2 separate regions of the Homo sapiens genome follow, and region 2 is linked to region 1. Evidence: chromatin loops called from intact Hi-C (ENCODE). Cell type or tissue: CD4-positive, alpha-beta T cell. All regions are shown on one strand. Each heading gives the region's core, and the rest is flanking DNA. Links, peaks and the distances in the headings are about the cores only. Region 1 overlaps TRMT2B (tRNA methyltransferase 2B). Region 2 overlaps CSTF2 (cleavage stimulation factor subunit 2).

The links. A loop is a pair of places that touch in the nucleus more often than their neighbours do. Peaks named below come from ENCODE experiments on the same cell type or tissue, not always from the same donor. Only the 100,000 strongest peaks of a DNase experiment are listed, where the experiment ranks them.
Region 2: a loop joins it to region 1, with 2.4 times the contacts of the local background. A loop is called at or near these places in 1 of 110 quality-filtered maps.

The regions. Positions count from the first base shown.
Region 1 is chrX:101,033,175-101,037,571 of GRCh38, reverse strand. TRMT2B (tRNA methyltransferase 2B) reads left to right here. Exons shown (of 14, transcript NM_024917.6): 6 at 499-598; 7 at 1,889-1,959. Among named protein-coding and RNA genes, the nearest start is that of TRMT2B, 17 kb to the left of the region's middle. In CD4-positive, alpha-beta T cell, for the core only: no CTCF peak of the experiment used is centred there; no DNase peak of the experiment used is centred there.
Region 2 is chrX:100,828,350-100,832,746 of GRCh38, reverse strand. It overlaps CSTF2 (cleavage stimulation factor subunit 2), which reads right to left. Exons shown (of 14, transcript NM_001325.3): 9 at 1,091-1,232; 10 at 1-13. Among named protein-coding and RNA genes, the nearest start is that of CSTF2, 10 kb to the right of the region's middle. RefSeq lists enhancers at 2,688-2,807, 2,818-2,927. In CD4-positive, alpha-beta T cell, for the core only: no CTCF peak of the experiment used is centred there; a DNase peak (open chromatin) is centred at 2,806; H3K27ac peaks cover 1,651 bases.

The DNA of each region.
Region 1 (4,397 bases), core at 231-4,230:
GCCATCCCCACACAATTTGCCCATGTAACATTGGAAACCTTTCTAATGTGGCCTCAGAAGAGTGGAATTTAATTTATGGCAGGGGTTAGCAGACTACAGCTTTTAGGCCAATTCTGTCTTGCTGCCTGATTTTGTAAATAAAGTTTTATTGGAACACAGCCAAGCTCACTTGTTTATGTATTGTCTATGGCTGCTTTTGCACTATGATGGCAGAGTTGAGTAGTTGCAACAGGGACCATATGGCCTGCAAAGCCCTAAATTATTTACTCTTTGGCTCTTGACATAAGTAGTTTGTTGACTCCTGCTTTATGGCAAGATTGGAACTCCCCTTCTATGGACTGTCTTGATCTTCTTAGCCACAGACTTTCACATATGCCATACCCTCCAAGCAAACCTTATTTGTCCTCATCCAGAGAACATTCCTGCTTTCCCTTTATTGTTATCTTCCTTGGTTTCATTTGACCTCTCATCCCCCTCCTGTCCTTCTGCCCTCTCCAGCCTGTCATCAATGGTTACCGAAATAAGTCCACCTTCTCTGTGAACCGAGGTCCAGATGGCAATCCAAAGACTGTGGGGTTCTACCTGGGAACTTGGAGAGGTCAGTTGAAGGTTGTATAAACCAAAGACTGAAGAGGAATGAAAGGGTGCAGAGAAGTGTCAGTAGAAGTGGAAAATACGGTGGCCTTAAAGAAGAAGATTAAATTGGAAGTCTTTGATGCAGAACGTGATCACAAGGTTGATTACGGATACTGCTAATGGGTAGTCATTGTAACACAGTGATAGAAAATGCAACCCTCGCCCTTTCTTCCTCTAAAAGCCATATATGCCTGATACCTAGTAAACACTTAGTAAATGCTGGCGTTGTTGCTGCTGCTGTCTCATCATCATTGTTGTCATCATCATTTTATGCTGCTTTCTGCAGTGGGAGCAATCTCCTTGTTAGAGTTGTCTTCCTATTTCACATCCCCATATCTCTGAAAATTATTTCTGTGGTAAATCTACCTTAAAAGAATTGGTAGGGGAGGTGTGTATCGGTGAGGGGAATCACAGTGGCATATTTCTGAAACTTACTTTCAGTTATCCCTTCCCAGATTCCATTCCTGAGCTTTTTTTTTTTTTTTTTTTTTGAGATGGAGTCTCGCACTGTCACCCAGGCTGGAGTGCAGTGGTGTGATCTCGGCTCACTGCAACCTCCGCCTCCCGAGTTCAAGTGATTCTCCTGTCTGAGCCTCTGAGTAGCTGGGATTACAGGTGTGCACCACCACACCCAGCTAATTTTTGTATTTTTGGTAGAGACGGGGTTTCGCTATGTTGGCCAGGCTGGTCTTGAACTCCTGACCTCAGGTGATCCACTCGCCTTAGCCTCCCCAAGTGCTGGGATTACAGGCATGAGCCACTGTGCTTGGCCCATTCCTGAGCTTTCTGTTTGCCCATTTTCAATAAATCCACTTGAAATACCATCATTTGATATTAGTCACACAGTTTAATATCCATATGCCTTAAACTACAGTTCGTTAGGGCGTGCACTTGGCTTTTTTCCCTCCTGTGTGCTGAATTAAATGACTGTGACGTCAGTGTTCTATTATTCAGTAATAGAAAAATAAAACCCATTACATTTTATTTCCCTCTTAAAATCTGAACAGAAAACAGACGTCATATAGTGCATTTGTGGCGTGAGAGAAAATATTGAGTAGCTTCATAAATAATTAGCTGCTTAATGGCTAGACCAGGAAATAATTAGGTTTTCTCTGAAAAGTGGCCATGAGATTGTATTTGCTTCTTCATATCTACATATGCCACTTTGACGATAGAAATTTGAGTTGCCAGGCATTTTCTTTTAAATAATCTTTTAAGAATAAAACCATGCAAATTATTTTTCTTTCCATAGATGGGAACGTTGTCTGTGTGCAGTCTAATCATCTGAAAAACATCCCTGAGAAACACAGTCAAGTGGCGCAGGTAAAATGGAACAAGAGCTGGTTGAGAATGGCCTGGAGCATTGTAGTCTACAACAGCAACATCCCTGACATTTTGATAATAGAGCCAATTCTAGTGCTAGAGGGAAGGAGGGGCTCTGTACTGAAAGCATACCTTCTAACTATGGAGAAAACATTGCTAGGTTTTCATTTCAGAAAGAGTGGAGAGGGGAAGAGAGAACTGTGTCCATTATTGTAAGTATCAGGCATCTAAGGACTTTTTCATAGTAGGGATGTATTAGGAAGAAGTGCTGATGAGGGTACTATAGCAAGTGTCAGGTGTCTGAAGTATTTGGAAGGCTAGTGTTTTCAGCAGAACAGAATTGAGGAATATGAGGTGAAGTGGTGATAAGATAGTACATCATGAGCTTGGCCTCTGATACGTTTTTTTCTTTCTTTCTTTTCTTTCTTTCTTGGATGAGGTCTTGCCATGTTGTGCAGGCTGGTCTCGAATTCCTGGCCTCAAGCAATTCTGCCACCTTCTGTATCCCAGAGTATGCTGGGATTATAGGCATGAGCTACCGTGCCTGACCTCTGAGACACTTATTTTTTATTTTTTATTTTTTGAGACAGTCTCATTCTGTCGCCCAGGCTGGAGTGCAGAGGCATGATCTCAGCTCACTGCAACCTCCATCTCCTGGGTTTGAGCAATTCTCATGCCTCAGCCTCCCAAGTAGCTGGGACTACAGGCCCATGCCACCACACCCAGCTACTTTTTGAATTTTTAGTAGAGATGGGTTTTCACCATGTTGGCCAGTCTGGTCTTGAACTCCTGACCTCAAGTGATCCACCCACCTCGGCCTCCCAAAGTGCTGGGATTACAGGTGTGAGCCACTGCGCCTGGTCTTTTTCTAGTTCTTTATGTCAAATTACTGTGTCCCTTGAAATAATTCCACTCTGTAGTTAAGCCACTAACTGGATACTTGATACACAGGTTCTTTTTTTTTCCATTTTGCTTTCAAATTTTACAGATTTTTTAAAATTTAAATTTTGTTTTATACTTTAAAAAAATATTTACTAGGTTCCAAAATCAAGTCTACAAAATAAAGGTATATTCAGGGAGGTCTAGCTTTCACCTCTGACCCCTCTACCCAGTTCCCTCCCTGCCATGGGTAAAATTTTTTTTTTTATTTTTGCTGATTTCAGAAAATGTAGGCCAGGCATGGTGGCTCATGCCTGTAATCCCAGCACTTTGGGAGGTTAAGGCGGGTGGATCACTTGAGGTCAGGAGTTCGAGACCAGCCTGGCCAACATGGCTAAACCCCATCTCTACTAAAAGTACAAAAATTAGCCGAGCGTAGTGGCGCACGCCTATAGTCCTGGCTACTCAGGAGGCTGAGGTATGAGAATCGCTAGAACCTGGGAGGCAGAGGTTGCAGTGAACTGAGATCGCACCATTGCACTCCATCCTGGGTGACAGAGCGAGACCATGTCTCAAAAAAAAAAAAAATGTAGGCCAGGCACGGTGGCTCACGCCTGTAATCTCAGCACTTTGGGAGGCCGAGGCGGGCAGATCACCTGAGGTCAGGAGTTCAAGACCAGCCTGACCAACATGGAGAAACCCTGTCTCTACTAAAAATACAAAATTAGCTGGATGTGGTGGTGCATGCCTGTAATCCCAGCTACTTGGGAGGTTGAGGCAGGAGAATCCCTTGAACCCAGGAGGCGGAGGTTGCGGTGAGCCAAGATCATGCCACTGTACTCCAGCCTGGGCAACAAGAGTGAAACTCTGTCTCAAAAAAAAAAAAAAAAGGAAATGTTAATAGATATTTGTGTCTTCCCCGCTTTCATAGTTAAAAGGCAGCCTACTGTATACATTGTTCTGCATCTTGATTTTTTTTCACAGAATAATATACTTGACTTTTTTATAGTTGCATAGTCCTACATATTAATAGTATAATGTATTTTGCATCTTTTTGTTTTTATTGGCATGAATAATTACCTCATTTTTCCATTTGCTTTGTTTTCTTTCTTCTCTTTCTTTCTTTCTTTATTTTTTTGTGTATGGAGTCTCGCTCTGTCGCCCGGGCTGTAGTGCAGTGGCGAGATCTTGGATCACTGCAGCCTCCACCCACCAGGTTCCAGCAATTCTCCTGCCTCAGCCTCCTGGGTAGCTGGGATTACAGGCACACACCACCACGCCTGGCCCATTTTTGTATTTTTAGTAGAGACGAGGTTTCACCATGTTAGCCAGGCTGGTCTCGAACTTCTGACCTCAGGTGATCCGCCCGCCTCGCCCTCCCAAAGTGCTGGGATTACAGGTGTGAGCCACCGCACCCAGCCTCCTTCATTTTCTGTAAACCAATTGCTAATTTCTTTTCTTTCTTTTTTTTTTTTTTGACTTGGAGTTTTGCTCTTGTCGCCCAGGCTGGATTACAATGGCGCAGTCTTGGCTCACTGCAATCTCCACCTCCTGGGTTC
Region 2 (4,397 bases), core at 336-4,335, 200 kb after region 1:
TCCCAAGTAACCTCTGGAGATGGAGAAAAACGTTGTATTTTAAAATAGAACAAAACAACAACAAAGTACCAACCAGATCAGTAAGTAAACATCCAACAAAGAGCTGATGTAGTCTATGAATACTAACAAGAAAATAACACCAAATAGATGGAAGAAAAGCTACAGAGATATAAATCCATGTATTCTAGAATTTCGTTATTTGGTTCATAATTAGGGAGGAATCAACGAATATTCATTATATGTATGAGTTTGCAGAACAATGCATAAGAACATGAGCTCTGGATTCAGACTGTATGGGTTCAAATCTAGGCTCTATCACTTATTAGCTGTGTGATATTGGACACATTATTTAACTTTTCCACACATCAGTTTCACGTGTAAAATGGGACTAATAATGGTATCCATCTCACAGGATCTTGTGGATTTAATAAGATGATCTAAGTAAAGTACTCAGAGCAGAGTCAGAGGCATGATCCCCATTAATGTCAATTATTATTACTATCATTATTTTATTTATTTATTTACTTTTGAAATGGAGTTTCACTCTTGTTGCCCAGGCTGGAGTGCAGTGGCATGACCTCGGCTCACTGCAACCTCCACCTCCTGGGTTCAAGCGATTCTCCTGCCTCAGCCTCCCCAGTAGCTGTAATTATAGGCGCCCGCCACCACGCCCGGCTAATTTTTCTATTTTTAGTAGAGATGGGATTTCACCATGTAGGCCAGGCAGGTCTCGAACTCCTGACCTCAAGTGATCCACCCACCTTGGCCTCCCAAAGTACTGGGATTATAGGCGTCAGCCACTGCACCCGGCCTATTATTGCTATTATTAATATTTCCACTACTATAAATTTCCCTGTTCAAGTATGTATACTAAAATTTCCAATTTCTAAAAATATAATAGCTCAAAATGACATACTCAAGTACATAGTTCTGCCTTAGGAGAAGTGCTTACCCTTGGACAGTGGCCATGAATATTGATCTACCTTTTGAAGTAGGCAAACAGGTACAACTGGTACAGAAAGATTTTGTTCTCAGGGAAGAAGGGACAATTCTGATTTCTTCAACTGTTTCCTTCTATGTTAGTGCTTACCTAGGCTCTACCTCTCCAGTTACAGAAAGTAAAGTGCCTCCCCGTGGATCATTCGGAGCATCTCCTAACAAGCCTCGAGGGGTTGGGACATTCGCAGGCAAGGATCCCCGCTGCATAGCTGCTCTGGGGTCTTGCATCGGCACTGACAGGGAAACAAACGGGGAGTTACTGCTGTGAAAGACACATAAGCAAACAAGAAATGACTCTATATACCACTGACAACATAATTCAGACACCTTAGAGTGGGTGAAACCTCACCACAGCAGAATCCTCTTGCAGCTCAAGAACAGAAGCAGGGTGTAGGCAGAATCTGTGCCATGTCAGAGGTATGGATGGAATTATATAAAGAGCAAACTGGGGAGCAACCTGCCAAGGACTAGCACTGCGACCTGGAGAAACTTATGCTCCTGGTTTTCCTTCTAATCAATCTTAGTTCAAGGACCAGAGTCACAAAACAGAGGTAGAGTCTTGGCATATGTGAACACTGCCATGGCTCTGCAAGAACCCGCTGTCTCCTTACAGACTGCTATTCCATCCAAGCCTCCTGACACCAGTAGGGAGGGAGTACAGCCTCGGACAGATGCCCATATCATCCATGTTCTCTGCCCTGTGTGAAGAGGTCAATCTTAGGCTTGTGGCCTCAACAGGAAAAAATTAAAAAAACAAAAACCCAAAAACACTACCCTTTTGGGTTCTGAACGCGAGGATGACTGCCACGCAGCTCTTTTCCTCTCAACGTCCCACCCTGAACACCACAAGCAAAAGGAAACCCACAGATACAATGGGTACCTTGAACTCGCTCAATTGATGCAGGCCCGGCGGGTCCCACGGGCGAGTGCTGTAGGGTTCCTAGGTAAGCAGTAAGTTCAAAAGGAGAAAGAGCAGACACTTAAAATAGCTTGCATACACACGCAGAAACACACACACATGGAGATTGAGATTTACATATATAAGTTAAAAAGCCAAGAGTTCATCGGCTTGCTCCAGGCTACAAAATCTCCCTAAACTACACTAGCTCCTTTGGGTCTCTGAAATAGTTCCATTTTGACCAGATAGCTTTTGAAAGGGAATCCCATGGGGGCACTGGTTTGATCTAGGTGGGAATAACCTGACATTTTCGATTTTCACCTCTGCTACTAGTTTTCCGTTAGGTCTCCTTATGAAATCATTAGGAAAAAAATATATAAAAAGGATAGTTTTGAATCTTCTAGTTATGCAAAGAACATAAATGTAGTTTCAGAAGCAAAACATAAAAGAAACTGCACTGAATCTGGAAGGCAAGATTCATTCTGAAACGGCCATAACTGAAGTACGGCAATTCTATTTTTGTCACATTTTAAAGCACAAAAATTTCTGCTGTCAAAAATGTATCAGATGGGGAAATGCAGTGAATGAACTTTACATGATGAAAGAGAATATCACTCCACAAGAAATACTCTGCCACAGCAAGTCTTTGATAATAAACATCATGACAACAGCAAACAAAGACTAATGAGATGACATGGGAACCGACACTAAACAAACATGGCAGGGAAGCAAGAAGTATCTTCTCAAACATCTCCATCTCCTTTCAGCATTAAAAGCAGCATGGATTTCAGGAAAAGTAAGACAAACTAGGCACACACGAAAAGACTCTTGCTTCCTCTGCTGGGTACTGAAGGAAACTATAAAAGAAAGCTCATCTCACTTAGTCTCTGCATGAAGACATCCTGGAAATACCCTCAAAACATGAGTCACTTCCCTTTGCCAATTTCTGACAAAAAGGTGAAGATAACTATAATAGGAAGATGTCTTGTGCAAGTATGCGTTAAACAGCTAAAACCTGATGGATTGAGGGCTGGCCCCATGACAGGCAGAAGTATGACTGAAACCCTAATACCTTCTCATTACTGCAGAAATACTCTGGGGAACATATATGATCTATTGACAGTGGTGCGGTGGGGATAGAGGGATGTACAATAGCACAAAAGCATTGGATGCTTAGAGAAAATATGAGATATTTGGCCAGGGAGTTTGTCCTGCTGTCAGACTTCTAACAAGAAAAAGTTAATTCTGTCACTTCAGCAACCAACCCCAGTGTAAAAACCACAGGCTTGTATATTAATGTTTATGTATGTATGTGTGTATATATATGTGTGTGTGTGTGTATATATATATATTCTTTGAGACAGGGTCTTGCTCTGTTGCCCAGGCTGGAGTGCAGTGGTGCCCGATTATGGCTCACTGCAGTCTCAACCTGTTGGGCTCAAGTGATCCTTCCACTTCGGCCTCCCAAGTAGCTGGGACCACAAGTGCACACCACCATTGCCCAACTAGTTTTTGTATTTTTTATAGAGACGGGGTTTTGCCATGTTGTCTAGGCTAGTTTCAAACCTCTGAGCTCAAGCAATCCACCCACCTCAGCCTCCCAAAGTGCTGGGATTACAGGCATGAGCCACTGCGCCTGGCCAATATTTTGCTTTTTAAATGGGTTCCACTTATAAACCATATGCTACAAAAGAAAAAACCTTAAGCTTCTCTATGCTTGTCCAAAGCAGTCTTTCCCATCATTTTATTCCCAAGGAATAAGAGTAGAAGACACTGAAGAATATGCTTGGAAGTTAACAGAGGCAGTGTGGAGTGACAGAAAGAGGACAGATTCTGGAGTCAAAGACTTCTGAATCTTAGCTCTGCCACTTACTAGTTGGAAGAGAAAATAAGAGCACCAAATCCAGTCCACATTACTCATACATTAATATTTACTTACCTTGTCCCCTTGAGAAAGTAACTTATTCTGAGCTTCCAACTCTTTGCCTGTAAAACTGAGGTGCTGCCACCTAACTCACAAGATTATTTATGAAAATTAAAGTGCCTGGCATATAGTATGCACTCAGTTCCTTCTCTTTTCTTACGATCTCTCCTCCTAACATTGTTTCCAACTGAACCACTGCACTTTCTTGTCCTTCAAACTCCAGTAACATGAAGAAACAACATGGAGATTTTGGAGCAGCAGCTACTGTTGTATATAGCAGTACAGCCACGGTACAACATATGTTCATTAAGTAGGCGTTACAGACCTATGATTCCCTCCCAGTTTTCTCTGGGGTTTAAATCTAGTCTTCTACATACCCAGCCACATATTTACATGCTCATTATTAAAATTCCTTACTCAGTCAACAGATATCCATACAGGGAGAGAGAACATGTCAGTGGAATTATTAGACTAGGAATCAGGAAACAAACGATCCACTTGCTTCATTATCAATTCTTGTAGAGCTGGACTCTGAATCACCAGGTGGAAAGTCTAGACCAGCACTGTCCAATAGAT